Regions from separate parts of the Mus musculus genome. Here regions 2, 3 and 4 are each linked to region 1. A link is a loop called in an ENCODE intact Hi-C map of the cell type or tissue named here. Cell type or tissue: left cerebral cortex. All regions are shown on one strand. Region 1 holds the start of Pcbp1 (poly(rC) binding protein 1). Region 2 overlaps C87436 (expressed sequence C87436). Region 3 holds the start of C87436 (expressed sequence C87436). Region 4 has its middle 20 kb from the start of Gm46963.

Region 1 (8,000 bases):
GTATCTGTCATCACTTGCGGATGGGCATTTAATTATAAAGAAATGGGCATGTCGGGCAGTGGTGGCACACGCCTTTAATCCCAGCACTCAGGAGGCAGAGGCAGGCGGATCTCTGAGTTCGAGGCCAGCCTGGTCTACACAGTGAGTCCCAGGATAACCAGAGCTATAGAGAGAAACCATGTTTCGAAAAACAAAACAACAAAGGGGGGGGGGGGGCCGCAGAAATTTCTAGAGTATATTTCAAGTAGCAATTCTCTTTTATGATAGTTTTGTTATATATCTGTGTGTATACATATGTGCGAGTCATTTAAATTTCTTATAATATTTCTCTTTTTACACTGTGCTTAGCCTTGAGTTCCAACATCTTGCAATGCTCAGGACAGTGTGGTACACACTGAGGTCTGCATGCTGGTATTGTCATAGCTGCTACTGTGTGTCTGCTAAAGCTCTGGACAGAGGTAACATAATGTTAATGTGAAAAGTTTGACACCAGCTGGACAGGACAGATGGCTGCTCTTCCAGAGGTCCTTAGTTCAATTCCCAGCAACCACATTGTGACTCACACCCATCTGTAATGGGATCTGATGCCCTCTTCTGATGTGTCTGAAGACAGCTACTGTGCACTCACATACATAAAATAAATAAGCCAAGGCTATACAGAGAAACCCTGTCTCAAAAGACAAAAACAAGAACAAAACAAAACAAGACAAAAACTTGGAAGGCAGAGACAGGCAGATTTCTGAGTTCGAGGCCAGCCTGGTCTACAAAGTGAGTTAGTTCCAGGACAGCCAGTGCTACACAGAGAAACCCTGTCTCAAAAACAAACAAACAGGGCTGGTGAGATGGCTCAGTGGGTAAGAGCACCCAACTGCTCTTCCGAAGGTCCAAAGTTCAAATCCCAGCAACCACCCGTAATGAGATCTGATGCCCTCTTCTGGTGCGTCTGAAGACAGCTACAGTGTACTTACATATAATAAATAAATAAATCTTAAAAAAAAAAAATCCAAAAAATAAAAAAGACAAAAATTTTAAAAATATATAAGAAAAAAGAAAAGTTTGACATGTGATCTAAATGTAATTTCAATCAAAAAGCTCTTCTCTCCGACACCCACACAGCCACAGCCACTCCAGTACATGTTTGTTGCGCTATCCACTACCTACATCGGAGTACAAGCTGAGCCTGGTCTATAGACTAAGTTCCAAGACAGCCCCAGGGCTGTTACACAGAGAAACTCTTTCTTGAAAAACAACAACAACAAAAAAACCCCCAAGTCTTCTTTTGCTTGCCATGTGTGGTGCTACACATCTTTATTCCCAGAACTTTGGAGAGGCAGAGACAGACAGATGAATCGCTCGGAGTTCAAAGCCAGCCTGGTCTGCAAAAGAAGTTCCAGGCTAGCCAGGGCTACATGGCGATACCCTGTCTTAAAACAAGACAACAAAAACCCAACCTAATTTTTAAATGTGAGCCTAATAAATAGCTATTTGCAGACTTCAGTACATGATTTTAGGAATTATGGGTAGAAATAGCTGACCTAATTGGGAGCTTGAGTCTATTCCTGAGAAGTACCCTCACCTTCTAGACCAGGTGAGTTTAATAAATTTAAACATACCTAACTATACACTCATTTCCATGAGTATTTAACAAATTTAAATGAAGGTTATAACCTCTCTGTAATTATAATTCCATACCACATGCATCTGTGCTGCTTTTACGAAAAAAGCTGATTTATGACCTACATTGAACTTAATTGAATACACTGAATAGTGAAGGCCGCATGGTTTGAGGAGTCACAAGTTATGATTTATCTAATATTCCTCCATGCTCTGTCAATATTTAAAGAGAAATAGATGATTGGAACCAGGTAAAGTAACTTATTTTATCTGCTTAAAGGACTGGGATGGAGAAACCAGAAATCCATCCACAAGCAACTGAGGAAAGCAAGTCTCTAGGGAACTGCTCGCTTGCTCCCTTGGAGCCAGGTGGAGGGAAATGGGCCTCAGATGAGGCCAGATGAACAGATACTGAACTTTTGGGCAAGCCTGAATCACATCCTCTTCCTGTCCTCATCCAGAGGCTTTGTAAAATAATATTTGAGCCTAAACAAATGTCACTAACACCAGGAATAAGTGAAGGCACGGAACATACAAACAGGTGCGGGGCGGGGGGGGGGGGGGGGGGGGGGGGGGTTCTGAGTGGCTCCTTTAGAAATGACAAGTTCACACAAGTCAGTTCTTTTCTTTCTCTTTTTTTTTTTGAAACAGGGTATCACTTTGTAGCCCCAGCTGGCCTCAAATTCTCAAAGATCTACCTGTTTCTGTTTCCCCAGTGATGGGATTAAAGGTGTTTCCTACCATGCCCTCAACATGCCAGTGGTGGCACATCCTGTCATTCCAGTGTTTGTGAAGTGAGACAGGAGGATCCAGAGCTCAGTGCCTCTGCACTGAAAAAAAAAAACCACACACACAAAACTGTGGCGTAGTGGTAGACAGCTTGGCTAAAAAGTTAGAGATCCTATGTCTGATAACCAGCTCAGCAAAATTAAATTCTAAAACTCTGATTCAAATAAAAAAATCTGCAAAAGGTGCTCACCAGTAGAGAAATCAGAAGATATAGGTTCCATCCTGTGTAACCTTGGGTCATTCACTTCATTCATCTCTCTGGGATTGTCTTGCTCTGTTGGGGAAAAGAAAGAGAAATAAATACCCACTTCATGGAATTTTCAATTAAAAAAAATATATATTGCATGGGATAAAATGTTTAGAATGGAATCTGCTGTGGCACACCCACACCCACAATCTGTTCCTCTTGACTGTAAAGGTGGAAAAGTGGACATAACTGTGAACTTTAGGATCACTGGACAGTTGAATAGTGAGACATTGCCATTCTATGGCTTATTAGGCATAACAATCTTAAATCAGTTACAGCACCACCTGTACAACATCTAGAAAAAAACTAGAAATTTTTTCTAGATGCTTGGGTACTTGGTTACATACTGTGCACACACGCGCGCACGCACACACACAGGCACACACCTGCCTGCCATTACTCAGTTTTTTAAAAATCCCGTGTCAGGCCTGCATTTTATTTATTCTCCTGCCCACCAAGGGAATTAACTTTCTTCCAAAAGCACCTCTTGCTGTTTCATCCTATGGGAAATTCTGAGACTGATGAAAGGCACATTCTAGAGCTTTCAGACCCGGCCCAATTTTTCGATGGCGACACGTGTCGCCATTTTGTTGGGAAACATGGCCGCCAGCCCTCCCCGCTCGGGGGTGGGGTGGCGGTGGGGTGAGGAACGCCACGCTGGTCCTTTCGGCCAAGTATTAAACAACACGTTCCTTCACACGACCTCCTCCAGGCTGACTATGGCGGCGGCACGAGGAGCCGGCAAAGAAAGCACAAGGCGCTCTCCAGCGTCTCGAGGGCCATTTCCCGGCGGGAGGCCTCGGTCAGGGCGACCTCCCAAGATGGCGGCGGCGCCCAGGCTTGGCCGCCTCCCGAAAGCGTGGTCCAGGCGGCGGGCGAGCCAGCGCGGACATGCGGGGGGCCATGCCGGCACGCCGTCAGTGCGCACCGCTCCTCTAAGGTCTCGGGAACTATCGTGGGACATAAAACACGAGGGCAGGAGGTAGCGCCTCCGAGGGCTTCCCTAACCGGAGCCGACCAAGTGCAAACAAAGCATTATGTAAGTGGACGCCATTCCAGCGGCCCCCGTTCCTAACGCCACTAGCCCGAGCGGCACTCGCCGGGGCGGGTGACTCTCGCTCGAGTCTCTCTGCGTCGCGGACGCAGCCGCCGGACGGAGGCCAAGGTGGGGGCTGGGACCAGGCGCCCGGACGCCGGGGACGAAGGGGCCCCACGTGCCCAGCAGAGCGCGTGCACAGCCGCCGGGCCGCGCCTCGCCTCGCCGCCCCTCCCCCCACGGAAGCCAACGCGGGCCGCTCGCGCCCCCCCTCGCTGCCGCGCATGCGCCCTGGTCCCCTCCCGCGCACGTTTTCGACCCGCGGCGGCCTAGCTCCCGCCTGCAGCGGCCTCCGCCGATGCCTGTATCGCTCCGCCATCGAATCCTTGGGCGGACCGGGAAACAATTATCTGTCCCCGGCACAAAACCAGTATATTTTCCCAGTCCCCTGCCGGAGCCGCTAGGGTTAACAAAACACGTGCTCCCTCTCAATCTCTGCCGGGTCCCCAGTTTTGCCCACGTTGTCCGTTTTCAACCCGACGGCGGTGCCACCGGGTTATTTTTCTCAAGGGTCGCGCGCGCTGGCGCAGTCTTGTGACCTAAAAAAGCCGGTCCTCTTTTTTTTCTCCTAGGGGTCCTGCGCGGAAAGCACTTCCGGGGTCAGAGGGTACGCGGGGTTGAAAGCGGGCTTCCCGCCCCGCCCAGACCGCCGAGGCTGCCGCCGGAGTCGCCACCGCCGCGCCCTCGCCCACCCGCCCGTCGACCGCTCCCGGTCCCGCTCGCCCCCGTCGCCGCCGCCGCCAGTCCTGCGACGCCGCCGCGGCCTCCCGCCCGCGCCCGCCCGCTCCTGCGGCCCCCCGCTCGCCTCGCGCCGGCAGTTCGGGCCTACTCCTCCCCTCCCCCGCCAGCCGCCCAGGACTTGACCACGTAACGAGCCCAACTCCCGAACGCCGCCCGCCGCTCGCCATGGACGCCGGTGTGACTGAAAGCGGACTCAACGTGACTCTCACCATTCGGCTGCTGATGCACGGAAAGGAAGTAGGCAGCATCATCGGGAAGAAAGGGGAGTCGGTGAAGAGGATCCGCGAGGAGAGCGGCGCGCGGATCAACATCTCGGAGGGGAACTGCCCGGAGAGGATCATCACGCTGACTGGGCCTACCAATGCCATCTTTAAGGCCTTCGCCATGATCATCGACAAGCTGGAGGAAGATATCAACAGCTCCATGACCAACAGTACGGCGGCCAGCAGGCCCCCGGTCACACTTCGGCTGGTCGTGCCCGCCACCCAGTGTGGCTCCCTGATCGGCAAGGGCGGCTGCAAGATCAAGGAGATCCGCGAGAGCACCGGGGCCCAGGTCCAGGTGGCGGGGGATATGCTGCCCAACTCGACCGAGCGGGCTATCACTATCGCCGGCGTGCCGCAGTCCGTCACCGAGTGTGTGAAGCAGATCTGCCTGGTCATGCTGGAGACGCTCTCCCAGTCTCCACAGGGGAGAGTCATGACCATCCCGTACCAGCCCATGCCGGCCAGCTCGCCAGTCATCTGCGCGGGCGGCCAAGATCGCTGCAGCGACGCGGCGGGCTACCCCCACGCCACCCACGACCTGGAGGGACCACCTCTAGACGCCTACTCGATTCAAGGACAACACACCATTTCTCCGCTGGATCTGGCCAAGCTGAACCAGGTGGCAAGACAACAGTCTCACTTTGCCATGATGCACGGCGGGACGGGATTCGCCGGAATTGACTCCAGCTCTCCAGAGGTGAAAGGCTATTGGGCAAGTTTGGATGCATCTACTCAAACCACCCATGAACTCACCATTCCAAATAACTTAATCGGCTGCATAATCGGGCGCCAAGGCGCCAACATCAATGAGATCCGCCAGATGTCCGGGGCCCAGATCAAAATTGCCAACCCGGTGGAAGGCTCTTCTGGAAGGCAGGTCACTATTACTGGCTCGGCTGCCAGTATTAGCCTGGCCCAGTATCTAATCAATGCCAGGCTTTCCTCTGAGAAGGGGATGGGGTGCAGCTAGAACAGCGTAGGTTCGCTCGTAACCCCCTTCCTGCTGTTTCCCATGATCCAACTGTGTAATTTCTGGTCGGTAATTCCAGGTTTTAAATAATTTGTAAGTGTTCAGTTTCTACACTTTATCATCCGCTAAGAATTTAAAGAAAAATCACATTCTCTGTTCAGCCGTTAATGCTGGGATCCATATTTAGTTTTATAAGCTTTTCCCTGTTTTTAGTTTCGTTTGGGTTTTTTTGGCTCATGGATTTTATTTTCTGTTTGTCGATAAGAAATGTAAGAGTGGAATGTTAATAAATTTCAGTTTAGTTCTGTAATGTCAAGAATTTAAGAATTAAACAAATGGATTGGTTAAAAATGCTTCGTATTTGAAAGCTGGGAATTCCTATCTTAAATTCTTCGGTTGCTGCTTTCTTTCCCTTCCCTGTTTTAAGTATGGGGTGCTTGGCGGCCAGGGGGAGAAGGGTGGCCCGCCCTTGTTCCTTGCAAGCTTTTCTTGCCTTATCGCTGAGATTCCCCTCCCTCTGCCCCAACAAAGGAACGGCAGGTTGGGCCTGCTTTGGGATGTTTACAAAAGATGGGTCTCTTCCTGGGAGTGACATATCCAACCTAGTTCCAGAGAGGCCTCTGCCTTTTTCTCTGGTGGAAGATACAGGTTTTTCTCGGGTGGAAAAACTGCCCGTTCAGCAGGACAGGGTGGATGGAGAGCGTCTAGCCCGTTGTCCGCTACCCCCATCCCGCGGGGCAAACTTGGCCAGGAACAATAAAATAATCTGTGGGAAGGCTTGTGGGGGTGGGGGGCAGGGACTAGGAGGAAGGGGAAGCACAAGGGGGGAAAGGAGGGCCACAGCTGCAAGGGGGGGGGGGATTGGAGGGCCTTGAGTCTGGGCTGACCCCAACAGAAGGACCACGTGGGGAGGGAGCCATGCACCTGTGGCAAGTAGCCCGTCAGAAGGTTACACCTGTCAAGCGAGGTGCCGGGAAACAAAGGGGTATTTTTGTGATTTTCCTCAGCTGTGTGCAATAGTTAATTACTGCAGGAAATAATCCTGCCTAAGTGGGACAGTCCTCCCAGGAATGTAGACCAGTCCAGGGTGTTCAAATGAGGATTCCTGAGTCCCACTACACACTGAACCAGAAAACTGCATCTTTAACACCCATTAGATCTCTTTGAGTTTTTCTTCAGCTTGAGAACGGCAGTGGCAATGCCTAGTAACCAAGTGCCCATCAGCTGAGTCTAGGCTGGACATAAGGGCATAAAGTGTTGACAAGCAGCACTAGACCCAACAAACAGTAAAACATTAGACAATTAGGTGCTAGAGTAGTGGGCAGTCAAACCCAGGCAAAGGAATCCCTGGTGGAGGGTGGAGTTATCCACAATAAACATTTGTTGTTTCTCTACAGAATGGGGGTTGGGGTGCAGGCCTCTTTCTGAGGTTCCTTGGTAATGAGATTTACATTCACTGCTATGTTGCTGAAGAGCCCAGGTTATCAAACAGACTTGGTTCTGCCTCGTGGCCTTAAGCAAAGCACTGAATACTGAAGGTCTTACAGGAGGAACACACTTCCTAAACTTGGGACAAAAAGTTTTAGAACGCAATAAACTAGATTGCAGAGGGCCTACTTCTAGGTGTTGCCTAGAATATACAGACTAAAAGATAGGGACAAACTGATGTCTACTAGCCAGGTGTGTGTATAATCCCAGCACTCAGCAAGCTGAGCTCTTGAGTTTGAGGCCCCTATATTTTGAGTTCCAGACCAGCCAGGGCTACATAGACCCTGCCTCAAAAAAAAAAAGTATATTTTTATTATAAAAAATATAAAAATTTGAAGCCAGCCAGGCTTACAGAGTGTGAGTTTAGAGATAGTTAGGCCAAAAAAAAAAAGAAAAAAGATACGTACTTATATTTGGCTAAGTGACAAGAGGGACATGAGTGAGGCCAGTGAGGACCTAGTACAGTGTCTTCTGGAAATTGAGCATTAATCAGAGCCAGTGGACAACAAACTTGAGTCCTCAAACACAGCCAGATAAGCTAGAGTGGCTGGAGTCCCTGGGAGAGAGAAGCAGCTCAACTGTACTAACAAGCACCCAAACTCAGGCGAGCCCTCCTCACCACATGCCTAGTAATTGTGGGATAATCTGGGCAGCTAAGCATAGGATGGCTCCCACCTTGGAGAAAGGCAGGAGCAACCACTAAAGCCATCCAAGGAAGGAGGTTCTACTACAGGCTAAGAAGCTGCATCAACCAGGATACACACTGGGAGCCATGAAGATAGACATAGG
Region 2 (8,000 bases), 54 kb after region 1:
GATTAAAAGTGTGTGCTCCTATGTACAGTTTATGGATGATGCAGGGAATCTAACCTAGGGCACTGTATGTGCAAAGCAAGCACTACTGCCAACAGAGTCACATCCCTATCCGCTCTGCTGTTGCCTAGGCTGACCTCAAACTCTGGGTCTCCTGCCCCAGCCTCCAGAGCACTGAGATCAGTTATAAGCTGTCATAAGGGGCTTAAATGAAACCATGGTGGCTGAGAAGTTGGTAGGCTCAAACAGATCTCCAATCCCAGCTACCTGGGCAAGAGCTTGAGGGCTTGTGGTGTGCTGCCCTTTGGTGTAGTCCTGCCCACTAAGAAGGCCCACATCCTGCTTTAAAAGCAGCAAGGAGGGAACCAGCTCCACCTCCTCCTGCTCCATTGTTTGACTTTCTCAACAGCACCTGTCACTGTCTGACATACTGCATCTCATTCTCATATTCTGTGTCCGGTTTCTCCTCACAAGGATAGAAACATTTTGGGAACAAAGCTTTCGTTGCTGTAGCCGATGTCCAGCCCAGGGCCTGACAGTGAAGGCTGCACAAGTACTCAGTGAGGGCCATGTTCCCTCTCCCACTACAGCCGTGTTTTTCCATGGACTTGGCGGCTGAGAGCTCAGATGACCCCAGGCCTGTATCAGTTCCAATGGCAACTTTCCCAGTGTGGTGGTAAAGGTTCCTCTCCACCTCAAGGTACTGTGCTCGTCTGCAACACCTCCCCACCCCCAGCCAGCTTTCCCTCCCTGACCCAGAGAAGTCGGCCTGACCCTTCATCTAGAATTCCCTACTCTCTGCTTTGTGCTGATATCATGTTCCTGAACGTAGCTACAGAGGCCGGCAGTAGATGCTGGTTGCCTTGCACTGGGAGGGAGGCTTCCTGCTTTCCCTCTCTGTCCTTTCCCACAGCTGCCCAGCCAGAGCTGATCTGAAGGGCCCAATATGGCTGAAATACTTTCATGCTGGTCCAAGGTGAGAAAGTATCTACTTAGGCAGTTCACAGAGCTGAGAGTCTGTAAACTAAACACTGGCTGTTGCTAACATACTGAGGACAGTGGACCGGAGCTCCTCTCTCCTGCCACAGGAGCCACCAAGCCAAGGAGATCATCAAATTCAAGTTCCCCAGAAAGAGCTGGTTAGGCCCAGGCAGCACTTACTTCAATTCTTAGGATGACCAAACTCCCTTTAGGTCTTCATGGTTCTTTTTTTAATATTTGTAAAGTGTTGTATGAAGTTTTGCTTGCATTTGTATCTGTGTACCATGCATGCTCCTTATACCTGTAATGTCAGGGTGAAGCAGATGGTTGTTAGTCACCATATGGGTGCTGGGAACTGCACTCAGGTCCTGTAAAGAGTTGCAGATATTACTAACTGCTGAGTCAGCTCTCCAGACTTTTTTTTTTTTTTTTCTACACCAGGGTTCCCAGTAGCACAGGCTGGTTCTGAAGTGCCTAAGTAGCTGGGACAGACCTATGTGGAGAGCTCTTGGGGCCACTCATAGAAATTTGGCAAGTATTTGTCACTGGGTTCAAGGAAGTAGGCTCAGATAAGAATTCACATTTGGGCTGATGCAAAGCTCAAGGTAAACTCAGCCAAGGAAAGTGTGGGATTCCTTTGATTTTGTTCACCCTGATAAGCCCCTGGAAACAGTGACCAAGGGGCTTTGTTTATCTTGTTTGGTTCCCTTGTCTTTGATCTAAGAACTGACCCTATTCTCTGCAAGTACCTAGAATGGTATAAACGCCTCAGCACTGGCTGGAGTCATGTTATAAAGCTGTCTGTCTGTCTCTTTCTTTTCAATCCTCCTTCCCTCCCTTGAGACACTGTTGACTGACAGAGCTGGCTTGGTCAGACCTTGAAGAGTTTGATGCTCTTACCTCTATCTCCTGAATGTTGGGATTACATGCAGGAGGCACCACACAGTTTCTATGATGTTGGGGATGGAACCCAAGGCGTTGAGCATATTGGGCAAGCTTTCCCCCAGCTAAGCTGCATCCCCAGCTCTCCAAGGCAGTTCCTGACACACATGATTAGACTCAGGTCCTGCTCAAACCCTTAGCAGTCTGTTCCCAAGGGCCTGTGCCTACAGGTCCCAACAGCACGATGGCTGACTCAGGATAGGAACCATTGCTTTTCCAGCCAAGGCAGGAGGAAAGGTCTTGTTCTATCTACACAGGTTCTATCAACTAGGCTCAGAAAGTCTCTGGACATGAGACAGAAGCTGCCTGTCAAGAAGCATCTACTTGCAGGGCCGTGGTGGCGCACGCCTTTAATCCCAGCACTTGGGAGGCAGAGGCAGGCGGATTTCTGAGTTCCAGGCCAGCCTGGTCTATAGATACCCAGGGTTACACAGACTGCCTTGACCCCCCCCCCAAAAAAAAAAACCCCAACAACAACAACAAACAAACAAAAAGCAAAAAAAGCATCTACTTAAAAAACTTGGGCTCCAAAGAACTACTACAAAACACCCACACATTCAACTGTCTGCCCCCACACTTCTTCCATTATCTTGACCAGAGGGGAGATCAGGACAGTGCATACCTGTAATTCCAGTCCTAGAAGGCTCAGGCATCCCAAGAGTGAGGCTAGCTTAGGCTATATAGTGAGACCCTATCTTAAAAGACCAGACAATTAGGGCTAAAAAGCTGTGTGTCAACTCAACTTCCAGCCTGTAGCCTTCTCTAGTAAGACCTATGTACAGGATGCTGTGCTCAGAGCATGGAGAACAGGCATTGTGGGTTTGTAGGAATAACAGGTCCAGAAGGGGTGACTACTGCTAGACCCCGATAAATACGCTAATACAGAGTCCTTCTATTATTAGCCCACCCTGCTGAAGGCCATGAAGGAAGGACTGCTTCCCCTCTGGGTTCTTACTTTTTATTATACCTCAAATGCTGTCTTTCATCTGAAGCCCAAGGTAGCCTTGTCCTAATAAACAGGACAGGAGTGACCAAAGGAGACCATGGCGGGCAGGCAGGCAGGCCGGGCGGCCGCAGCATCCCTTACACCCTCCAGGAGGAGCTGGATACTCACTCTGCACAAGGCCCAAACCCTAATAAGAGCTGGAGAAGTAGCCATAGTTCAACTCTGTCCCTACTAAGGGGACAGGGAATCCATTTTTCTCAGCTCAGATGATGGTTCCCAGACCTCAGCTTCTTATTCCATTCTTTCTGGAAGTCAGGGACTGTGGGGCAAAAGGGTACCTCAAGGTCACTCGTCAGTGCTGTGCCGCCAGTGACAAAGAATTAGACTGGTGTTCGGGTAAACTCTGGTACCCACCTTGAGTTCTGAAGCAGGTCCCATTTCTAACCCCTTTGCCACCCAGAGGGCTCGAGGCTTACTGGGGCGGTAAAGAGGAAAATCTTCTATTAACAGTCAGGGAACAGAACACAAAACCTTCCCGGGTTTGGTTAAGGTTAGGGACTACCAAGTCTTTTGAGGTACCATTCCTTTTGTTCCTGAGGTGATTGATGGTGGTTAAAGGAGGCAGAACGTGGCTGCCCTGGAGGAAGGTCTACTGCGGGAAGGAGCCACAGACACCTTGGAGGCCTCAAGAGCTGTGCTAGTGTAAGGTGCGTTGGAGGGGAAAGGAGGGCAGGCTTTCTAAGTCCCTCCTACTATCTCCTCCTTTCTCTCCCACCCCTCCTTCTCGCCTCTCCCCTTAAACAATCCCCTCCCCCAACTCTTCCGGCCTTCCCCTCGTCTCCACACTTCCTTCCTTCCCGGCTCTCCCCTACCCCCTCTCCGCACCCCCTTCCCATCTTCAGCCACTTTCCTCTACCCCCCACCTCTTTTACATCTTCCACCCCTTCCTACTCCCTTCGGCCCTTCTCCCCTACCCATCCCCCTCGTCTCCCTTGTCTCCTCCCCTCCAGCTCGACACTCGGCGGTCGCCACGTCCCCAGCCCCGCCCACGCGAGCTCGCAGGGAACCCCGGTGACGTCACCACCCGCAGCGCCCTCCTTCCCGCGCTCTCCAGAAAGGACGCGAAGGTGGTGACGTGTCCGGAGCGCCAGCGCGGCTGTGCACAAAGCGCGTGACCAACCTGCGGCGCCGCCTGGCGGAAGAACAGTGGCGGTGTGGCTGGAAGCGACGTGCGGCGGCAGCGTGGTGACGTCACCTCGCGGGGCCACGTGACCGCGTGCTGTTCCGGCTTCTCCCCTCTACCGGTGTGGGCAGAAACGTGGCTTCTTTACTTGCTCTACTTGGTCTCCTGAAACTGCCTGGCTGCTTGGTCGCGCTGCGGGTCATGGGAAGTTTGAGGATCATACTCATTCTCTGCCCTTGTCATTAACCGAAATTGTGTCTCAGGATGGGCCAGAAAGCACCATCTTCAGCCACATCAGCAGATCGCATGTGATGCTCTGTGTCATTATGCAGACGTGGAGTTTACGAACTAGTCCAGAGTATCCCGAGTATCCCGAGTCATTCAGGAGCGCAGTCCAGGCCTCAGCCATAGCTGCTGGACCCACACCAAGCCGTAGAAGGGAAGGCAGGAAGGAAGTCACAAATCCTTTTGGGAACCAACCTTGTTATTTGAAAGGCAGTTTTTCACATAGCACTTCGTACAGTGTCAGGGTGCTTCCTAGAAATGCAGGTCTTGGACCTTGCCTTAAAGCTTACAATTCAGATAGACACTTTTGTTGACACGGGGTCTCACCTTGGCTGACCTGGTTCTATGTAGACAAGGTTGCCCTTGAAGGTGTGCACCATAGTGACCAGCTAGAATATACATTTCAACAAGATCCCAGAGTGAGTCCTATAAGTACTGGTTTGACAGATTACTGTGCATCAAGCCCTACCGTGAAAATGGTAATATCAAAGTCACAGGCCTGCCCCAAGTTAAGCCCCAACTGAATGGACAGTTGGCTAGAACTGTCCCAAGGGCTTGTATGGCCTGGCCACACCCCATTTCCACAAGGTGCTTGTCCAGCCTTTACTGTAAACACAAGGCACCCCCCCCCCCCTCCAAGCAGGTTGGAGCTGGGTGTTTCGTCATTTACAATTAAAACAGAGTTATCAGTTATAAGACATTCCTATCAAGGGGCTGGAGAGATAGATGGTACAGCAGTTAGGAGTATTGGCTGCTCTTCCAGGGGACCTAGGTTCCCAGCACCTACATGATGGTTCACAATCCTCCCTAACTTCAGTTGCAGGCGCTCCAACAACCTTTCCTGATTTCCCAAGGCACCAGGCACCCATGTGTTCATATATACATGTTGGCAAAGCATGAGAGAGAGAGAAAAAAAACCCCTGCATATCAAACCAATGTATTTCAAGTTGAAAGAATATATACGTAGAAGTAAACTAAACATAATTTTAGTACTGTGTAGAACTCAATCTGTAGCCCCAGTGAGACTTCAGGAAGAGTAATTCCTAGAACCCAGGGAAAAATGAAGACTCAGTGGGAAAACTGACTGGCATGATAGTGTAAAGGGAAGTCATGGCAGGTGTGTAGAAAATGCTTCCTCCTCTCCTAGAAGGCAAATCTTCACTTCCTCCACCATCTTAGTTCTAGGATGAGTGAACCTAGAACTTTTGAATTTTATCAGCTGCTTTTAAAAAACAAAAAAAAAAAACAGGTTCTCACTTTGTAGTTCTTGCTGTCCTAGAACTCACTGTATAGATCAGGCTGGCCTCAAACTCAGAGATCTGTCTGCCTCTGCCTCCCGAGTGCTCAGCTGCTCTTAATTTTGAATAATAATAATGATAAAATAATAACAATAAATTTAAAAATGCCTTTAATCCCAGAACTTGGGAGGTAGAGGCAGATGAATTTCTTGAGTTCTAGGCCAGCCTGGTCTACTGAGTTCCAGGACAGCCAGGGCTACACAGAGAAACCTTGTTGTGTGGGGTGGGTGGGTGGAGGTGGTGGTGAATATGTGTTGCTGATCCCCTGGCACTGCCTACTTTCCTGTTGACAAGATAAATTCTCCCACAGGTTCTAATTGTAAAATCATGACATCAATGGCACCATTTGGAAAAACTAGTGACACTGTACTTTATTTTGTTATCAGAATAAAGAGTGATTGGAGCTCTTGGGCAGAGAGAGAGGACCCTGCTCGGCCCAGGGCATCGTTAACTTTCCAACACTGTTGGCTAAGATCCAGTGCTGTGACTTTTGGAGAATTACAGAAAAACAAGCTGCAGGTGAATCCATGAGAAGCCAGTGAGCTGGATTTTTGTTGTTTCTTCTAAAACTCTGGTCAGAAATAAGTGCCCGACTTGTATGAAGACTGTACACACAAGGCTATTTACAAGAGTTTCTTCTACAGAACACACATGGATGGGCTGAGTAACTGCATCTTAGCCAAGTGTGGTTCGTTAGCAGGGATCGTATAAGTGCTACTAGGATTTATAGTCCTCAGGGATTGGGATGTGCAAACTCTGCAAAATACTCTTGATTTGCCTCAAGGGAAAGTGATAGTAGTCAGAGGGGCCAGCTCCAAAGGTTGGTCCATGGGTGGCCTTGGGTCCTGGTAGTCAGCCACATGTCCATTCCGGTGGTGACCATACTCAAACTTGATTCGAAGCTCACCAATCTTGGACTGTGGGAGGATATCTGGGATCCACTCAATGATAAAGGGCGTTGGCTCCTTTTGATCTGGGGAAGTGTTACCTACAGAGTGAAAGGGGGAGGCCGGTTAGTATGAGTCAACTTATTCCCTTCTTTGTTTTGGCTTTTATGGTTTTTTAGACAGGGTCTTCACTGGAGCTCAGGATGTACTCATATTTACTGTGTAGTAGATAATAACTCTAGATGTGGCTGGCAAGATGGTTCAATGTAAAGGCACTGGGAACACAAGCCTGGAGACCTGAGTAAAATCTCCTGAACCTACAGAAGGTTGGCCAGAAAGATCCACCTCCCAGTTGTCCTCCGAGCTACGCATTCATGCTGTGGCACACACAACTCCTTTACTATGACAACAGAGTTAAGAACAATTCAGGTTTTACTGGTGTTGAAGGCTAGACTCACAGCTGGATTTGAAATGAAATGACTGCCCTTTGCCAGATAAAATGGAGAGTTTAGCTGGGCACTGCATATGCCAGGGTACCCAGCTCCTGCGATCTGGAGGTGGACTGAGGGTTCAAGTCCATTCTGCAAAGGCAAACAAAACCCAAACAAACAAAACAAAAAATAAAAAGGAAGTCTTGGGGCCTGGAGAGAAGAAGGCTCAGTGGTTAAGAGCACTGGCTGTTCTTTCAGAGGTTCTGAGTTCAAATCCCAGCAACCACATGGTGGCTCACATTCATCTGTAATGGGATCTGATGCCCTCTTCTCTTATGACTGAAGACAGCTACAGTGTACTCATATGCATTAAACAAACAAACAAATAAATCTTTTTTTAAAAGGAAGTCTTTCAGGAGAAAAAGCTTTTTTAAAAAAAAGTCACCTAGGGGCTGGAGAGCTGGCTGAGTGACTGATGAGCAGTGTCTGCTGCTTCTGTAGGACCTGTTTCCCAGCAGCTTCAGTGGCTCTCAACCACTTAACAGCTCCAGCTCCCAGGGAACCATTGATGGCAACTGAGCACACAGAAATACAAACCACCCTTTAAACACAACTAAATGTAAAACAAGCCGGGCGGTGGTGACGCATGCCTTTAATTCCAGCACTTGGGAGGCAGAGGCAGGAGGATTTCTGAGTTCGAGGCCAGCCTGGTCTACAAAGTGAGTTCCAGGACAGCCAGGGTTACACAGAGAAACCCTGTCTTGAAACAAACAAACAAACAAACAACAGAAAAACCAAAACCAAACAAACAAAAATGCAAAACAAAGAGAAAGAAAGACAAAATACCCTGACAGTAATGCATATATAGTCTTTACTCTTGATTTTATTCCCAAACAGGCGGCCTTTCTTAGCCCCATCCCTTCACTCTGTCAGCTATTCCCTTCTCACAGTGGTCAGGAAGGAAGCACTCCCAAGATGAACCTGAGGTTTGTGACATGGGGCTGCAGAGTTGTGTGTGTCAAGGTACTGTCCGGCTCATTTGGCAGACAT
Region 3 (8,000 bases), 87 kb after region 1:
GCAAAGCTCTTGCTCAGGGTTCCAGATTCCAACTCCTCTAGGTAGAGCTCTTGGCAGCCTATAGCAAAACAAGAGGACAGTTGTCATATGGCAAAGATGGATCTTTCTACTTAGAAACAGGCAGAGTAGGAACTGGGCTAGCTCATTAGCTGACGACTGCTTAGTCCATGGGAAGTCCCCGGGGCCAGTCTACAGTGCCAGAACATCAATGCACGCAAAGGCCCCATGGGGTCTATGTCTGAAATTCTGACATTTGAGAAATAGCTGTCAGATATTGCTGTGGAAATTTCACATTTAGACTTTCAACAAGAAAGTAGTAAAGTAACAGTCATGCCACTGCACAAGGTTGACGAAACAGAAGCCACAGTATAGAACTGGTCCCATTCCCTTTACCTAATGGTAAAACATAATGTTTTTAGTGCCTTATATTTTATTATTTTTGCATTGAAAAACTTATTTTTTGAGTCAGTGTTTCTCTGTGTAGCCCTGGCTGTTCTGGAACTCACTCTGTGGACCAGGCTTCCCTTGAACTCACAGAGATCCTCCTGCCTCTGTCTCTCAAGCACTGGGATTACAGGTCCGAGTCACTACCTCCCAGCTTTCATTTTTACGTATATGAGTCGTTATTTGGCTTTCGTCTATAGCTGTGCACCAATTGCACCTCTGGTGCCCATGGAAGTCAGAAGACAGCACCAGATCCCCTAGAACTGGCGTTATGGATGTCTGTGTGGTGAGGCACCGTGGAAGTGCTGGGAACCAAACCTGGGTCCTCTGACTCTTAACCACTCCACCTTGACATCTATGTAGCCTAAGATGACCTGAACGCCTCATCTTTCTGCCTCCAATGTTTGAGTGGCAGGATTATAAGGTATGTGCTACCATAATCTCAGGCTGGTCTCAATCTCCCTGTACAGCCTATGATGACTCTGCACCTCTGATCCTCTAGCGTTCACTTCCAACTACTGGGATCACAGGTATGCAGCATCACACTCAGTTTATACAGTTTATACAGTACCGTGGTAGCAAATCCAGAGCCCTGAGAGTACTCAGCAAGTACTGTTCTCATTACTTCCTCAGCCTCTTAAGTTCAATGTTTTTAACACTATATATATATATAATTTTTTTTTTGAGACAGGGTTTCTCTGTGTAGTCCTGGCTGTCCTGGAACTCACTCTGTAGACCAGGCTGGCCTCAGAAATCCACCTGCCTCTGCCTCCCAAGTGCTGGGATTAAAGGCGTGTGCCTCCACTGCCTGGCCTTTTTTTATTTTTTGAGACAGAATCTTGCTATGCAGCCCTGGCTGGCCTGGGTTCAGGCATGTACTTCTACACTAAATTAAATTAAAATATTGCCGGGCGGTGGTGGCGCACGCCTTTAATCCCAGCACTTGGGAGGCAGAGGCAGGCGGATTTCTGAGTTCGAGGCCAGCCTGGTCTACAAAGTGAGTTTCAGGACAGCCAGGGCTATACAGAGAAACCCTGTCTCGAAAAAACCAAACCAAAAAAAAAAAAAAATTAAAATATTTAATTTTTATGAGAACACTGTAGCTCTCTTCAGACACACAAGAAGGCATCAGATCCTATTTTAGATGGTTGTGAGCCACCATGTGGTCACTAAGAATTGAACTCAGGACCTCTGGAAGAGCAATCAGTGTTCTTAACTGCTGAGCCATCTCTCCACCCCCTACACTTGACTCAATACTTCTGTGTTATATGTAAATGTGTGTGTGCAGTCCCAAGTAAGGAGTCCAGAAGCTGACAGTGGGTGTCCTCAATTGCTTCATATGTTTTCTTTCTTTTTTTGGAAACAGGGTCTTTGTAGCTCTGTTTGTCTGGCTGTCCTGGAACAGCTCCCAGATTTGCCTGTCTTTGTTTCCTGAGCGCTGGGATTAAAGACCTGTGCCACCACAACTGCTTCACTTTTTTAAGGTTTATGTATATGAATGCTTTGCTTGCACGCGTGTGTGTGTGTGTGTGTGTGTGTGTGTGCGCGCGTGTGCGCGCTATACCTATGTGTAGTGCCTGTGAAGTTCCAGATGGTTGTGAGTCACTGTGTGGGTCCTGGGAAATGTACCCTGGTCCTCCTCGAGAACAAAATGCTCTTTACACTGAGCTATCTTTCTTGCTTTCCACCTCAGTTTTTGAGACAGGGTCTTTCACTGATTTGTCTTGAGTGGTTGGAAAGCAAAGCCTAGGGCCCCTTAAGCGCTTGGATTACAGGGTTCGTCTCTGTGCCTGGCTGTGTATATGGCTTCTGAGGATCAGAACTTAGGCCCTCGTGCTTGTAAGGCTGGAACTTTACTTAAGAACCATCTTCTCTGCCTCTTAATGCTTTTTCACTAAGTGGTGGAAAAGGCAATTTGCTTGTAATTCTTGAAAAAATATTTAGATGTAAGTTAGAATGTATAATACACAACGGAGAAACAAATTTCCAAATACACATATACATGAATATTTGTACTAGCTTATAAATAAAACACATAGTATTTTGGTTTTGTTTCTGGAACAAAGTCTCACCAAGGAATCCTGACTGGCCTGAAATTCACTATGTAGACCAGACTGGCCTATGTAGATTAGACTGGCATCTAAAGAGATGCCTCCTGAGTGCTGGGATTAGCTTAATTATTAAAGATAAAAGCCTCTACACCCAGTTCCTTAAAATGTTTCCTAAGATTTATTTTTAGTTGTGTATCTGCCTGTATATGCACACGTGAATGCAAATGCCTGTGGAGGCCAGAGAGGGTGTAAGATCCTTCAAAGCTGGAGTCACAGGCAGTTGAAAAGCTGCCTGATAATGACATCCCAGAGTGCTGGGAACGGAACTCTGAAGAGAAGCAAGCACTTTTAACTGTTGGGCCACTTCTCTAATCCCTGTAAAGTCTTTTTTTTTTTTTTTTTAAATTCAGTATTTCAATGTATAGGTAAGTCATGTCTTGTTTGTCCACTTATCAGCCACAGAATATTAGTTTAGTCCCAAGTTTCTGGCTACAATACACAGAGCTCAGATCACTGGGACAAGTATTTGTATAGAAAAATGTCTTCCCATAAACTTGCACAGGGTTGAAGGCAGTACAGCCGAGTTCTAACACTGGCTCAGTCTGGAGAAGACCCCTGACTTGATCCCCAGTAAGACCACCCCCCCCCCCATATATATACTGAGACCCATGTACTCTTTCTTTCCTTCTCTCTCTCTCTCTCTCTTTTTGGTTTTTCGAGACAGGGTTTCTCTGTATAGTCCTGGCTGTCCTGGAACTCACTTTGTAGATCAGGCTGGCCTTGAACTCAGAAATCCATCTGCCTCTGCTTCCCGAGTGCTGGGATCAAAGGCGTGCGCCACCACGCTCGGCTACTATTTCTTTTATTTATTCTTAAGATAAGGTTTTACTCTGTGACCTGAAACTTATTATGTACCTGAGGCGGGCCTTAAACTCTAGATAATCCTTTTATCTCAGCCTCCTAAGTGATAGGGCTACATGTATGGACCACAGTGTTGAGCCATATATTTCAATAAATGTAAATATCATAGTAAACATAGCTATTTCCTTTGTACACTTAACATTTTCGGAACCTGAAAAACTGTTTCCAAAGGGGCTGAAACCTATTTCCTGTGTCAGGCTATGTGCATATGAGTACAGGCAGCCATAGCCAACAGGCTGCACTGCATATGTCTGGAACTGTAGTTACAGGTGCTTGTGAGCTACTAGACATGGGTGCCGGGGACTCAACTCAGATCCTCTGCAAGAGCAGTATGTATTCTTAACTACTGGGTGGTCTTTCCAGCTCCCACCTCTTTTTTGAAGATAGGGTCTTACTATGTACACCTGGCTGTACTCAATATGTGGACCAGGCTGGCATCCAAATCACAGATATCCCTCTATGAGATTTTGTACCTGCAGAATAGGAAAAGGACTTCCATTAAAGAACTAAGTACAGTGTGCTGAGTAAGATGCGACTGTAAAGCCATTAAAAACAGTTGAGATCTGTATACCAGTAACAAAGCTTAGTGCTTTGTGTATGCTATGCTTGGTTTTGAAAGGAAAGGAAAGGGGAAAATGGGGCTGCAGAGATGGCTAGTGGTTAAAAGTGTGTATTGCTCTTTTAGAGGGCCCAAGTTTGGTTCCAAGCAGTAACATCAGGGCTCATCTGCCTAAAACTCTTAATTCTGGGAAGTCCAACTCCTTTGACACACTGGATATACACACATGCATACACAAAAATCTTTTTTTAGAAAAGACTTTAAGGACACAGCATAGTTGTCTATTTCCTCAGCAGTAATTTGAGACCCGAGAAATGGAGGTTTAATCTCATTTTTTTTACTATTCGAATTTGAAAACATGTATCACTACGAATTATTACAGAGTTTTTTTCTTATTTTCCTTTTTTGGGGTGTGGTGGGGCGGGAGGTAGGGGGCAGGATTTCTTTGTATCGCTCTGGCTGTCCTGGGATGGACCGGGGAAGCCTCGAACTCAGAGACTCGCCAGTCTCTGCCTGTAGAGTTCTGGTATTAAAGGAGCTCGTCACCATACCCAGTTTGTTCTTTTCTTTTTGAGACAAGGTCTGTTATGTAGCCTAGCTGTCCTGGAATTTGAGATCTTCTTGCCTTCGCCTCCCGAGTGCTGGGATGACAGGCTGCGCCACCACGCCCGGCTTGCAGACTCTGTCTTAAAAAAGGATACACAAGGAACGCGACTTGTGAAGGAGCTCCGCTGGAAACCTGAAGGGTCTCCCGATGATTGTCTCTTCTCAGCAAGAGGGTGAGCAGCGCCTGGCGCTGGCTGAGGGAACCCGAGGCGCGGTAGGCTGCCCCCTGTCCCATGCGGCCGCTGAGCTGGTCGGTGTGGGGACGCTGTTTTGGGCACGTGAACACCGCCCCAAGTAAGAAAGAAGTATTCGAGTGCATGCATTCACACAAGGGATCCTGTGGAGGCGCTATTTACCCATTTTAGGAATAAAACTGTCTGGTTGGATCGAGACGTCACAGCTCGCAGACCTTTACTGATTGTAGAATCAGCCCGGTCACTGTCAAATAACAGAGTCCGGGCCACAATTCCTCGGTGTTGTTTAGGGGAGCGCGCCTAAGCTCAGCTTCCGGGAACGGCCGGCTGGAAAACGCACTTCCCATGCGACCCGCTTCCCGGCATCCTGCGCAAAACGCCCACTTCCGGCGGCGTCAAACTGAGGGCCCAGCAAAAATGTCAGCAGTCCGACACGCAGTTCCCCGAACACTTTTTCCGCCTCTGTTCCCACCCTAAGCCGTGCTCCGCCGGTGCTTGGCCTCTCCCACTTTGCCCCCTTACCTGCCTCGCAACTCTAGGAATCTCGTTGGTGACGACCCTCGCCGCGTCTCTTCTCCTTTTACAAACGGACTTTTACAAACACGTCCAAACTGTTTGCTTGTAACGACGGTCGTTATTGGTCAGATCAGCCCACGTGCGCCAAGGGCCCGCTCACCTCCGCTGAAGTGGCACCATGGGATTTGTAGTATTTCAGGGGAGTGCTCTCTTTTGGAAAACTACAGAGAAGGCTCAGGGTGCTGACACTTTGTGGCTTTACCTAAACGTACAGAACACACCAGCAAGGGCTTCCCGGTGGTCCCTAGTACATCGAACCTGAACAATTCTGTGCTGAAAACAGTTTTACTGGAATCGGAAGCAGAGCTCGCCTGAGCTTGTATGGTTTTCTCTCGCTTCGCTCTTACACATTATTGAACGACTCCCCCCTTGGAAAGAGCCGAAATAGACTTTATGTATATTTGTTCTTCAGAATCGTAAATCCCCGGCACCAATATTGTGTTTCCTGGAACTCTTTCTGTAGATCAGGCTGGTCTCGAACATAGATCCGCGGGCCTCTTCCCTCCAATGTGTTGGGATTAAAGACATGTGCCACCACCGCACTTCAGAAACACTCGGAAAGCTATGGTGCCTTAGGTGAGGCCGGTGTGTTCCCATAGCTTGGACACCTACTGGTGGTGCGCTGTAGGCACAATTGCTTTGCTCTAGCCAAATTTTACTTTTCTCCGTTACAGTGGCCCTTTTCTGGGATCAGATTTTTCTAATATTGTTTCAGAAACTGAAGGAACTAAAAAAAGAGATGTTTCCTCTCGCCACAATTTTTATTTGCTGTTAAGTTCAAAAGCATTCATATTTATACCTGGATCACATGGCTAGTTAGTTCCTAGCAACTGCCTCAAGTGGTGACCAGAGAGCATCAACCCTCATTTCTTTGCCTGGCATTGGGAAGTGTTTCTCCTTTGTTCTATAGTTCAATGTCAAGCCCTCCAATAGAGAGACATGCAGACAACATCTTTCTGGATGCTGTTTCTCTCCTTTCTCATTAAGTGTGCAGTGGTTCATGAAAGACCTTGTGATCCTCACCTCCCTGTCTTCAGAACCAGCCAACTTGGGTGTCCTCACACCAAGCTCTCCCAGGCTGCAATTTTCAACTGACATTTAAAAAAAAACAAAAAACAAAACAAAACAAAAAAAGCAGATAAAAACAAACAAAACAAAACAAAAAGCCGGGCCGTGGTGGCACACGCCTTTAATCACAGCACTTGGGAGGCAGAGGCAGGCGGATTTCTGAGTTCAAGGCCAGCCTGGTCTACAAAGTGAGTTCCAGGACAGCCAGGACTATACAGAGAAACCCTGTCTCGAATAAAAACAAAAAACAACAACAACAAAAAACAGGATATTAAGTTAAGCCATTCATTGCATTGTATGTCCCAGTGGTATCAGGCAACGCCAGCTGCCCGCTAGTTAGTGGACCTCCTCCTCAAGTGTTTCCTCACAGGCCTGCATATTCCTGTTCCTCTAGGACCTGGCTCCTTCTAAGGATCAGGAGTTCAGCTGTGATTTCAAGTTTGTTTTCCTTACCCTTTTTCCTTCTCTCCCTGCTCTGACTACACATAGTAGTTGCTTTCTGCACACTGGACTTCTTTGACTCCTGTCAACCTACTAGTAGTAGCCAGTGTTTACTTTGTTCCAACCTGTATTAGTTTAATCTTTTGTCATTTCCCTTAAAAATTGAACAATTTTCAAAACTGCATATAGGTATTATGCCTGCATGTACATACCTGGTGCTGGTGGAGGACAGAGAGTACATCTGATCCTCTGGAACTGGAATTACAGATGGTTGTGAGCTACCACTTGGGTGCTTGGAAGCAAGTTCTTTAACAGCTGAGCTACCACTCCAGCCCCAATATCAACCTTTGATCTGTCTCCACCCTAATAATTGTTCATTTAGAAACAAGTCAGTGTGGCACTGAAGGGTTTGCAGAAGAATGGAGATGGGATTCTAGGATAAACCTAAACTATGACTTGACAGACACTGTAAGGCTTGCTGTAGTTTCAGTGATCTCCTATGTGCCATTTGAAAAAGGTAAATATAGCCCAAACCTTATGTGAGGGCTGCAAGACCAGAGAGCAGTGTGGTGTCAGTCCCACGCATCCAGACACACGTTGTAAGAAACAAACTGGAGGACAGGAGTTGGATTCCTTTGTGTAGCAGATGAGGGAGCAAGGGGAGCTCAGAACCCTTTCCAAGTAGGCCTGAGCCTATGCGGACCCAGGGCTAGCCTCCTGATCACACTGCTAGGGGGTGACCTCAGCCCCTTTGGGTTTAGGATCACTTATTTTATATGATTGTTGGGCCTGCATAGGTCACCAGAGCCCCTGGAACAGCAGAGAACAGTTTGCATATGTATACTCCTATGTGGGTGCTGGGAACCAAATCCAAGTCCTCTCCAAAACCAGCAAGTGCTCTTAATTGCTGACCCACCTCTCCATATCCCTATCCTCACCCAGCTTCTTTAAGACTTCATTATTGAAAGCCGGGGGTGGTGGTACACTCCTTTAATTCCAACACTTGGGGAAGCAGAGAGAGGCAGATCCTTGAGTTTGAGGCAAACATGGTCTACAGAGTAAGTTCCAGGACAGCTAGGACTATAGAGAGAGACCCTGTCTCAAAAACACAAAACAAAACAGAACAAAAGAAATCAAGAA
Region 4 (8,000 bases), 58 kb before region 1:
GTGTGGCTCTAGGTGAGCCACCTCTCCCTGAGTCCTGCCCTCTCCTCACTCCCTCCACACACTTCAGCTGGAGGAATTGCAGCACACAGGTGGAGTCCTGATGCCTACCTATGGCATATCTTGGTCATTCCCCAGACTCATCTCTTGGATGTCTAGAATCCCATCATCCAAGAGATTCAAGGTACATGGTTTTTGAAACTCTGTCTCAAAACAAACACACACACACACAAACTCCAAGACTTAAAATCTGGTCTCACCAGATGTCTGTTGAGTCTTCACAGAGTGAGCCTTTGGTGACAGCGTGGCTAAAAGTGAGATGTCAGAAAAGTAAACACCTACAAGGATCGCAAAGGCTGCTCAAGACCCGGGACAGTGACCGATGATGCAGAAGCAGGTCCCCAAAGCTGTTCGAATGTCACCAAGGACAAAAGCGCCGAGCATGGCTGTGATGGCACAGATACAGAGTGCCCAGACCTTCAGTCTCTCTCTAACCTCAGCAAACCTGCTTGGCGTCCATGTTCTTCAGAGCAACTCTAATCCCCATGGTGAGAATCACTCTGTGTGGGCTCCAGACAGACTCAAGAACCATAGTCACCTAATGAGTTCAAAGCTCCCATCCCTGGGGGCCTCTCCTGGTGGCACAGAAAGGCCTGCTTTGGTTGAGATACTCAGACAAGCCCTCCAAAGTCCCCCTTCCAAAAGGATCCACCCTGCTACACCTACCTGGCACTTAAAGTGTCCCTCTAGATCCATGGTTGTCAACCTTCCTAAGGCTTTAGGACCCTTTAATACAGTTCCTCGAGTTGTGGTAAACCCCGACCATAAAATTATCTTGCAGCTACTTCATAACTAATTTTGCTACTGTTATGAATTGTAAATATCTGTGTTTTCTGATGGACATAGTTGACCCTGTGAAAGAGTCCTTTAGCCCCCAAAGGGGCCATGACCCACAGACTGAGAACTGCTACTTTGGAAAACCATCAATATCCTTAATGTGCAGCAAGGAACGGAAAGGGCTGCTGCCATCTGTAGTCGCACAAGAACAGACTGGAGGTGGTCCTGGGACCCCTGTGTCAGGGACTTTGGGGTGGCAATCCCAAGGGTAAGGGAGTGGAGGGGGGATATGGCAGGGTTAGGGGCTTCTGTCTTGAAGCTGTGCTCTCATAGGCAATTTAGATCACAGTATATCCTTCTCTGGTCTCTGAGAGGCTTGAGGGCTAAACTGGTGAAAGAAGTAACTTTATCTAAAGGAACTCACTTTACAACATCTGCTCCCATGATCAGCCACCTGTGCCTCATGATGGGTAGGTAAGAAAAGGCGAAAAGTTTGAAGTTTACGTAAAATCTAAGGGTATGAAAGTTTCTAAGAAAATGTTTGGGGGTCTAAGAAGGTGTTTTGAGGTTGGTAAGATTTTGAGGTTATGAAGGTTAAGGACATGAAAACCTTAGATGGTGACAAGAGTGAGTTAAGGGACACGGGAGGAAGGAAAATGTTTCCGTTCTCTTCCCCTCGCCGTGCTGCTGTTGTAAACGTAGAATGATTCTCTCTGCCTCTCACAGGTCAGACTACAGATAAATACTGTCAATCAACAGCCTGTTTCCCTCCCACCTGCCTATTCCTGAGGGTGGGATCTATTCCTCTTTCCCTGATCCTGGGACCCACCCATCCTCCTCCTCCAACTCCCAAGATCATAGGTCAAAGAGATTCAAATGTACACCCACAGAAAAAGTTTTCTCCCTAACTCCGTAACTTTATCTTCTGCTCTAACAAACTTATTTGTTCCAGCATTCTGCCAAGTCCAGCTGCTTCTCAGACTCAGAGCCTGCGTCAGGACAGCTCCAAAGCAGTTACCCACAAGGGCTCTGGCCAACCTCAAAGGATGCTTCAACTGGGCCTGCACACCCCTAACCCCTGATGCTCCCACAGCCTGGACATGCTTCCTGGACGTCCAGCTTTTTGCCCCGCCCCCAAAGACACCCCATTGTCAGCAGGAAGGAGTCATAGACATCACATTGCCCCATTAGTCATTTATTATTAACAAAAGGCTGGGATCTTTAGATTTAGACCCAGGACCGGGGGCTGAGGTGCATATTTTACACAGCAAAGCAGACCTGGCCTCCAGGTTCTCCCAGCATCCCTCAGTCCCTACGTGGCACAACCTGCTCCCAACCCTGAACTTTCCAGCCCAGGGGCTGGGCTGCCCTTTACCCAGAGGCCCTTCCCTATATAATCCAGACATTTGGGCATCTCTTCTCCTTCTCTCTGTGTGTACACTCTTTCGCTCTCTTCCCCTCTCTCCTCTCCTTTCTCTCTCCCTTTCCATGTCAACTTTCTTGCCTTGGTCCTTGGGGCCAGTAAATACAAGAGCAGCTTCCCAATGAATGGGGGGGGGGGGAATTAAAAAAAAAAATATGGCTTGAATTGGTTCATTTTACCGGTGGCATCTTTTAAAATTACATCAAAGAGTTAGTTATCTGAGGTAGGGGTGGCTGTGTGGCAGGACAGATAGAGATGTGGGGTGCCAAAGACCCCATCAGCCAGTTCCTGACTCTACTGCAATAAGACAAACCCGCTGACTGAAAAGGACAGAATCCAAACACAGGCCAAGCGTTAATAGGAGGCCTTCCAACTCATGACATTCTGCTGGTCGGAGCTAGGGGATACCCACAGGCAACCAGGGATCCTCCGAAGGGATTTTTGGCAGATGATGCAGGCAGAACAGAGGCATAGCAATCCTGTGCTGTTAGTCTGTCACGTGACACAATCCACGTCCTCCTGTCACATGATCTTTGCCTTCCCCCATCTCCCTTCCCTCCCTTGGCTGTTTTGATTTGATTAAAATAGATGCAAACCGTGGTCCTTTCTATTTTTAACAGCCAACCATTACATAATCCACCCTGTAATCGCTGACTCGAAGCACGACTGGCAACGGCAGAAAATCCCTGGAGTTCGTGACAGGAAGGACTGGCCAGCACAAAAACCTCTGCCAACTGCCAGAGGAGTCATACGGGCCCTGGGAAATCCCTCCCCCACGGCCTTGCAGGAACTGCAGCTCTGGGGGAAGGGAGCCCCGGCAGCCTGGCCGGGAGGAGGAGGTATTGAAATGGGCTCAGACTCTAACCGAAGGTGCTGAAGGGGCGCCTTGCCCAGACACCCGTATACTTGATTTTCTTCCTAATGGAGTCTCCAGAGCCATGAACCAACCTTTCCAAACACTAATTCCTGTCCTCTAACAGCTTCTGAAACATTCCTGCAGGATCGGGAGAATGGACACAGAGCCAGGAAGCTGCGTTGTGGGCACAAAGAGCACCCCCGCCCCCTGCAAAGCTCTGAAGATGCTAGTCTGGAACACCACTCAGCTGGTTAAGCGTTTTGCGGCCCACTAGACAGAGGAGGCGTTCTGTGCTCATTGGCAGTGAGTGCATGTTGGCAGCGTGGCACTGCAGGAGGCACAGAGGGGACAGCCTCTCTCCCTGAATTTGCCAATCTTGGCCCCGTCCTAACCTTGTGAATCCAGAGGGGCAGGGCAGTCTAATCTGTAATAACTCATTTAATCAAATCTGCGGAGTGTCACACACTGGGGGTGTTGGGAGAGAACAGAGAGAAAAGTCTGCTACAATACCATCATACGGGATCGGTGGTGACAAGGAGCTGCTGAGGGCATACAGCAGGGGCAGGCAAAGCTGAGGGGTCAGAGGTCATTCTCAGGCGTTCAGGGTCCTCCCACTTCCTGCTTCCTTGACTCCTGTACTTAACCTTTCCAGGGCTTTCCATATGCAGATTCCCTAGGCTCTGCCCGTGTGTCTAAATGACAGCACTCTAAGCCAAAAAGACCTGCTGAGAAGGCTGCAGCCCAGCCCAGCGAGGACTGTGTACAATTTATACATGAACATTTCTGGCTGATGAAAATCCAAATCAAATGGTCATAAGGAAAAAAAGGGAAGGCAGCTGGGCCCACCTCAGGCGCTCAGCAGACAGCAATCGGCATCTAGATCCCTCTCTCAGCCCAACCTCCCTCTGTGTCTGTTTCATCTTGGACATCTTGGTGCAGAGACGGCCATCTACTATGGACCTTATACTCCACCTTAAGAAATAGGGAATATTTCTCAGTAGTTATAACCAAGACCCAGAAAGCTCTGACTCCCCAGCCACTACGCTCCAACTGACGGGTCACATGTTCTTCAAATAAAATGGAAACTGGGTGTGGTGGCACCTGCTTTTAATTCCGGTACCCAGGGCTGATAGATCTCTGTGAGTCTGAGTTTGGGGCTAGCTTGGACTTACACGGCCAGTTCTAGGCCAGCCAAGGCTATGTAAATAGACCCTGTCTCAAAAAAAAAAAAAAAAAAAAAGGCCACCAAGACCTTCCCTGAGACTGGTCCTCAAATGAGAAACAGAGTTCTTTAACTATGACAGGAGGAAGTACACCAAAAAGCCAAAGCCTACGGGTCTTATAGCTCTCAGAGCCTGGAGTAACAGTCACAGGAAGTGACACCGGAGGCTTAGCAAGATGGCTCAGTAGGTAAAGGCACTTGGCACCAAGCTTGGTGACCTGAGTTTGATCCCCGTAGTAAAGGAGAGAACTGACCCCCAAATGTCCTCTGGCCTCTACCACAAGCATACTGTGGCATGTGTATACCCCAACACAGATACACACAAACACAAAAGAAACATATACATTTAATTTTTTAAAATTCTCCATTAACCAGGTCTTTTTCCCTAAGAATACTTGTCAAGTGTGGCCCAGGCTTGCCCCTTGCTTTACTGCACTCACAGGAGCAGTGATGTCTCCTTAGTCTTCAAGTCCCAAGAACTTACTGCTCTTCTCACCCCTTCACCCCGAGGGCCGTAGCTGGGAAGGCTGCCACTCTGGGTCTTTGGCCAGCATCCTGGGCTTCTGTGTAACTCACAGGGATGGAAGGGTGTGACCAAGACCTTTCTGTGTGGCATCTGAACTAGAACTGGCTTTCTTTGGTCAGAAAGGATTGTTAGCAGGGAAACCTGACTATACATCTGAACACTAGGATGGCAGCAATCGGGTGTGAGCTGCAGGCATGTCCTTGGGCATGTTCTTAAAGCTGATGACCCCTTATCCCAAGTGCATGAGAAGTCCCAATGGCTCCTGCTGGAGTTCTGACTGCCTAGCTCACTTCATAAGAGTGATCTCTCCCCTCTGCACTAAGCAGCCCCAGACTGGGATTCAGCTCTCTTCATGCTTTATCAAAAATAACACACACACACACACACACACACACACACACACAAACTCACACAAAATATCATGTGCTTGGGGCTGGAGAGCTGGCTCAGTAGTTCAGAGCACTTGCTGCTTTTCCAAAGGACCCACATGTGGTCCTCAGCACCCATGTTAGGCAGTTTATAACAGCCTGTAATTCTAGCACTAGGGGTCCTGACACCCTCTTTTGGGCTCTACAGAGGCAGACATTCACATAAATAAAAAAACAGATAGATAGCTAGGAAATAATGGCCCATACCTTTAATCCCAGCACTTTGGAGGTAACAGTAGGCAGCTCTCTCTGAGTTCAAGCCCAGCCTGGTCTACAGAGGGAGTTCTAAGATAGGCAAGGCTACACAGAGAAACCCTGTCTCAAAACAACAATAGATACCAGGGGAAACTGGGAAACATTTGAAATGTAAACAAATAAAATATCCAATTTAATAAAAAAAGAAAGAAAGAAAGAAAGAAAGAAAGAAAGAAAGAAAGAAAGAAAGAAAGAAAGAAAGACGCATTCCCTGGGGCAGTACAGAAACAAAGGGGCTTTATTACACATGGTGTGGTCCCTTCAACCTCTGCTCAAACACCTCAGACCACGTGGCAAGCAGGGCTCTCTCCTCCCCTCGGAAAAGCAGAGTCCCCTCATGGGATCCCGAACTGGCTGCTCTTCATCCTCCTGCCTGGATGGAGTCAGGCCGCTGTGGCCCATCCATGTTAGAGTCTACCCTTGACAGCATCAAGAAGCAGTCTTGAGTCTTCTCACCGGCACCCATGAAGGTAAAGGAACCCCAACAGTGAATGACGGAGCTCCCACCTTCAGCAGCACAACTGGCCCTGGTCAGTTTAAGTGATTTCTTTATCTCTCTAAAGTCTGACACCTTCACACAGACTTACATGCTGACAAAATACCAGTGCACATAAAATAAAAATAAATTAATAATAATAATAGTTTAGTTACCTAAGTCTCTTTAATAAAAAGGGCTTTAGGAGCCAGAGAAGTGGCTCACCTGGTATAAAGGTGCCTGCCACCAAGCCCAGTGACCAAGCCCAGGGTCCACATGGTGGAAGGAGAGAACCCATTTCTGCAAATTGTCCTCTTATACTGACAAAATAAATGAATAAAATATTTTAATTAAATTTAAAAAAAAATAAGGGTTTTAAAACTGAAACTCAATTAGCAGCCAGCCTGAATTAGTTTCACATGTAAAGGCCAGGTGTGGTTTTCCTAGAGTAACAAGCCTCTTGCAGAAAAAGAGAAACTGACAAAACAGGTTTCAGTGTAAAAGCCAACTGAAGCTATCCTGCTGCTGCTGTTGCTGCTGACCACAGCTTTGTCACTGTCCCTTTATCTAAAAGAAGTTGCCCTCCAGTGACTGCGCCCAGTAATCTAGCTCTTCTGTCTCATGGAAATGATCAGATATTTCCAGATTAAAAAAGAAGTTTAAAGTGTATGCGACTTGGGCTGGTGAGATGGCTCAGCGGTTAAGAGCACTGACTGCTCTTCCAGAGGGCCTGAGTTCAAATCCCAGCAACCACATGGTGGCTCACAACCATCCATAATGAGATCTGACGCTCTCTCCTGGTGTGTCTGAGGACAGCTACAGTGTACTTACATATAACAATAAATAAATCTTTAAAAAAAAATATATGTAACTTGTAAAGGTCTAAGGACATAATTTAAGGTGTGTGAACCTAAGTTGTAAAGTTCTGAGGAAGTGATTTAAGGCATGTGAAAAATGAGATTTATAGACCACACACAACACTAAGACTTCAGAGTTCAAAGTTGAACTGATAAGTTATTAGGCCTTGGTAGCAGTTATAATTACCACTGGCTACTAAACCTTTTTTAAAAAAATTATCATAGTCACGGGCTAAAAATTTTAGTCACAGGCTCAACTTTTAAATTCCTTTTGGTTGTTTTCTAAATATAGATTAAACGTGCTCTGGATGAGCTGCAAACATCTCCACGCAATCTCCACCGATCCAGCCATGGACGGACACAGGAGAAATCTGATCCTGCTCCCGCTTCTGGGCCCCCAAGCTCCTCCTCGCTTTTGATCTCTTTCCTCCAGGACACTTCTGTCTCATCTCATACTTCTTCGTGTTGATAATGTCTCAGGCTTTGTCCTTGCTGTGCCTCAGAGGCCCGAGTCTCCCCCAGCTGTCCGGACACATGTTAGCTGCTTTTTCTGGAATGAGGAGTTCGGTGCAGATTTCAGACAGCGGCCGGGCTAATACCTTCCGTCCCCAATCTAACTCCACTCCAGCCGATGTCCACTTGGCTGACAGACACCACCCAGGAGTCAACAGTGACCTGCAACTGCTCCCTGACGGGCTCATCCCCTAGCCTGGGTGGTCCTGCAGAACCCGCAACCCTGGGACACTGCCATAGATCTATGGTGAAGCAGTCCAACCAAGTGAGGAGAACTGGCTTGTAAAGTATGGCGTGCCGAGGCGACGCCAAGGCTCTCCTTTGGTCTCCCTTGGACCCCATCTCTACCTCTCCTCAGCCCACCGGGGCCATTCTTTTCATAATTACAGTCCTCCCTGTCTCTCCAGGTTCCTTAGGTGGCATTACCCAACGGTCAACACACCAGGAGCTGGAGAGAATTCCCACAAGTCTCTCGCCATTACCTGACACCAACCCACCCCAGCCCCACTCCCTTTTCCTCCCCACCTCTGACCTATATTCCAGCCTTCTGAGCCCCCTATGAAAACCCTGGCCAGCTTTGAATGGGTCATCCACAAAAGGCCCAAAGAAAC

The links. Peaks named below come from ENCODE experiments on the same cell type or tissue, not always from the same donor. Only the 100,000 strongest peaks of a DNase experiment are listed, where the experiment ranks them.
Region 2: it touches region 1 in a loop (9-fold over the local background); 24 of 42 quality-filtered maps call a loop at or near these places.
Region 3: it touches region 1 in a loop (6-fold over the local background); 6 of 42 quality-filtered maps call a loop at or near these places.
Region 4: it touches region 1 in a loop (8-fold over the local background); 4 of 42 quality-filtered maps call a loop at or near these places.

The regions. Positions count from the first base shown.
Region 1 is chr6:86,522,568-86,530,567 of GRCm38, reverse strand. Pcbp1 (poly(rC) binding protein 1) reads left to right here and starts at 4,379. Exons shown (of 1, transcript NM_011865.4): 1 at 4,379-6,088. The coding sequence starts at 4,653. The coding sequence ends at 5,723. 1600020E01Rik (RIKEN cDNA 1600020E01 gene) reads right to left here and starts at 3,238. Exons shown (of 5, transcript NR_037960.1): 1 at 3,135-3,238; 2 at 2,594-2,677. It overlaps Gm38676 (a long non-coding RNA gene), which reads right to left and starts at 1,804. Exons shown (of 2, transcript XR_869219.1): 1 at 1,162-1,804; 2 at 1-110. In left cerebral cortex, CTCF peaks have their summits at 687, 897 (motif pointing left) and 3,273; DNase peaks (open chromatin) are centred at 6,319, 6,713, 7,114, 7,831 and 5 more places; H3K4me3 peaks cover 4,851 bases; H3K27ac peaks cover 4,879 bases.
Region 2 is chr6:86,468,366-86,476,365 of GRCm38, reverse strand. It overlaps C87436 (expressed sequence C87436), which reads right to left. Exons shown (of 10, transcript NM_001364557.1): 10 at 5,978-6,620. The coding sequence ends at 6,412. It overlaps A430078I02Rik (RIKEN cDNA A430078I02 gene), which reads left to right. Exons shown (of 3, transcript NR_131126.1): 2 at 3,465-3,573; 3 at 3,877-6,089. Among named protein-coding and RNA genes, the nearest start is that of A430078I02Rik, 8.5 kb to the left of the region's middle. In left cerebral cortex, CTCF peaks have their summits at 3,037 and 4,072; DNase peaks (open chromatin) are centred at 3,296 and 4,007; H3K4me3 peaks cover 1,903 bases; H3K27ac peaks cover 2,292 bases.
Region 3 is chr6:86,435,785-86,443,784 of GRCm38, reverse strand. It overlaps C87436 (expressed sequence C87436), which reads right to left and starts at 5,111. Exons shown (of 10, transcript NM_001364557.1): 1 at 4,938-5,111; 2 at 1-58. In left cerebral cortex, CTCF peaks have their summits at 4,933 and 5,956; DNase peaks (open chromatin) are centred at 5,156, 5,383, 5,881, 6,186 and 2 more places; H3K4me3 peaks cover 1,887 bases; H3K27ac peaks cover 2,168 bases.
Region 4 is chr6:86,580,223-86,588,222 of GRCm38, reverse strand. No RefSeq gene overlaps it. Among named protein-coding and RNA genes, the nearest start is that of Gm46963, 20 kb to the left of the region's middle. In left cerebral cortex, a CTCF peak has its summit at 3,465; DNase peaks (open chromatin) are centred at 2,001, 2,880, 3,347 and 3,837; H3K4me3 peaks cover 965 bases; H3K27ac peaks cover 3,192 bases.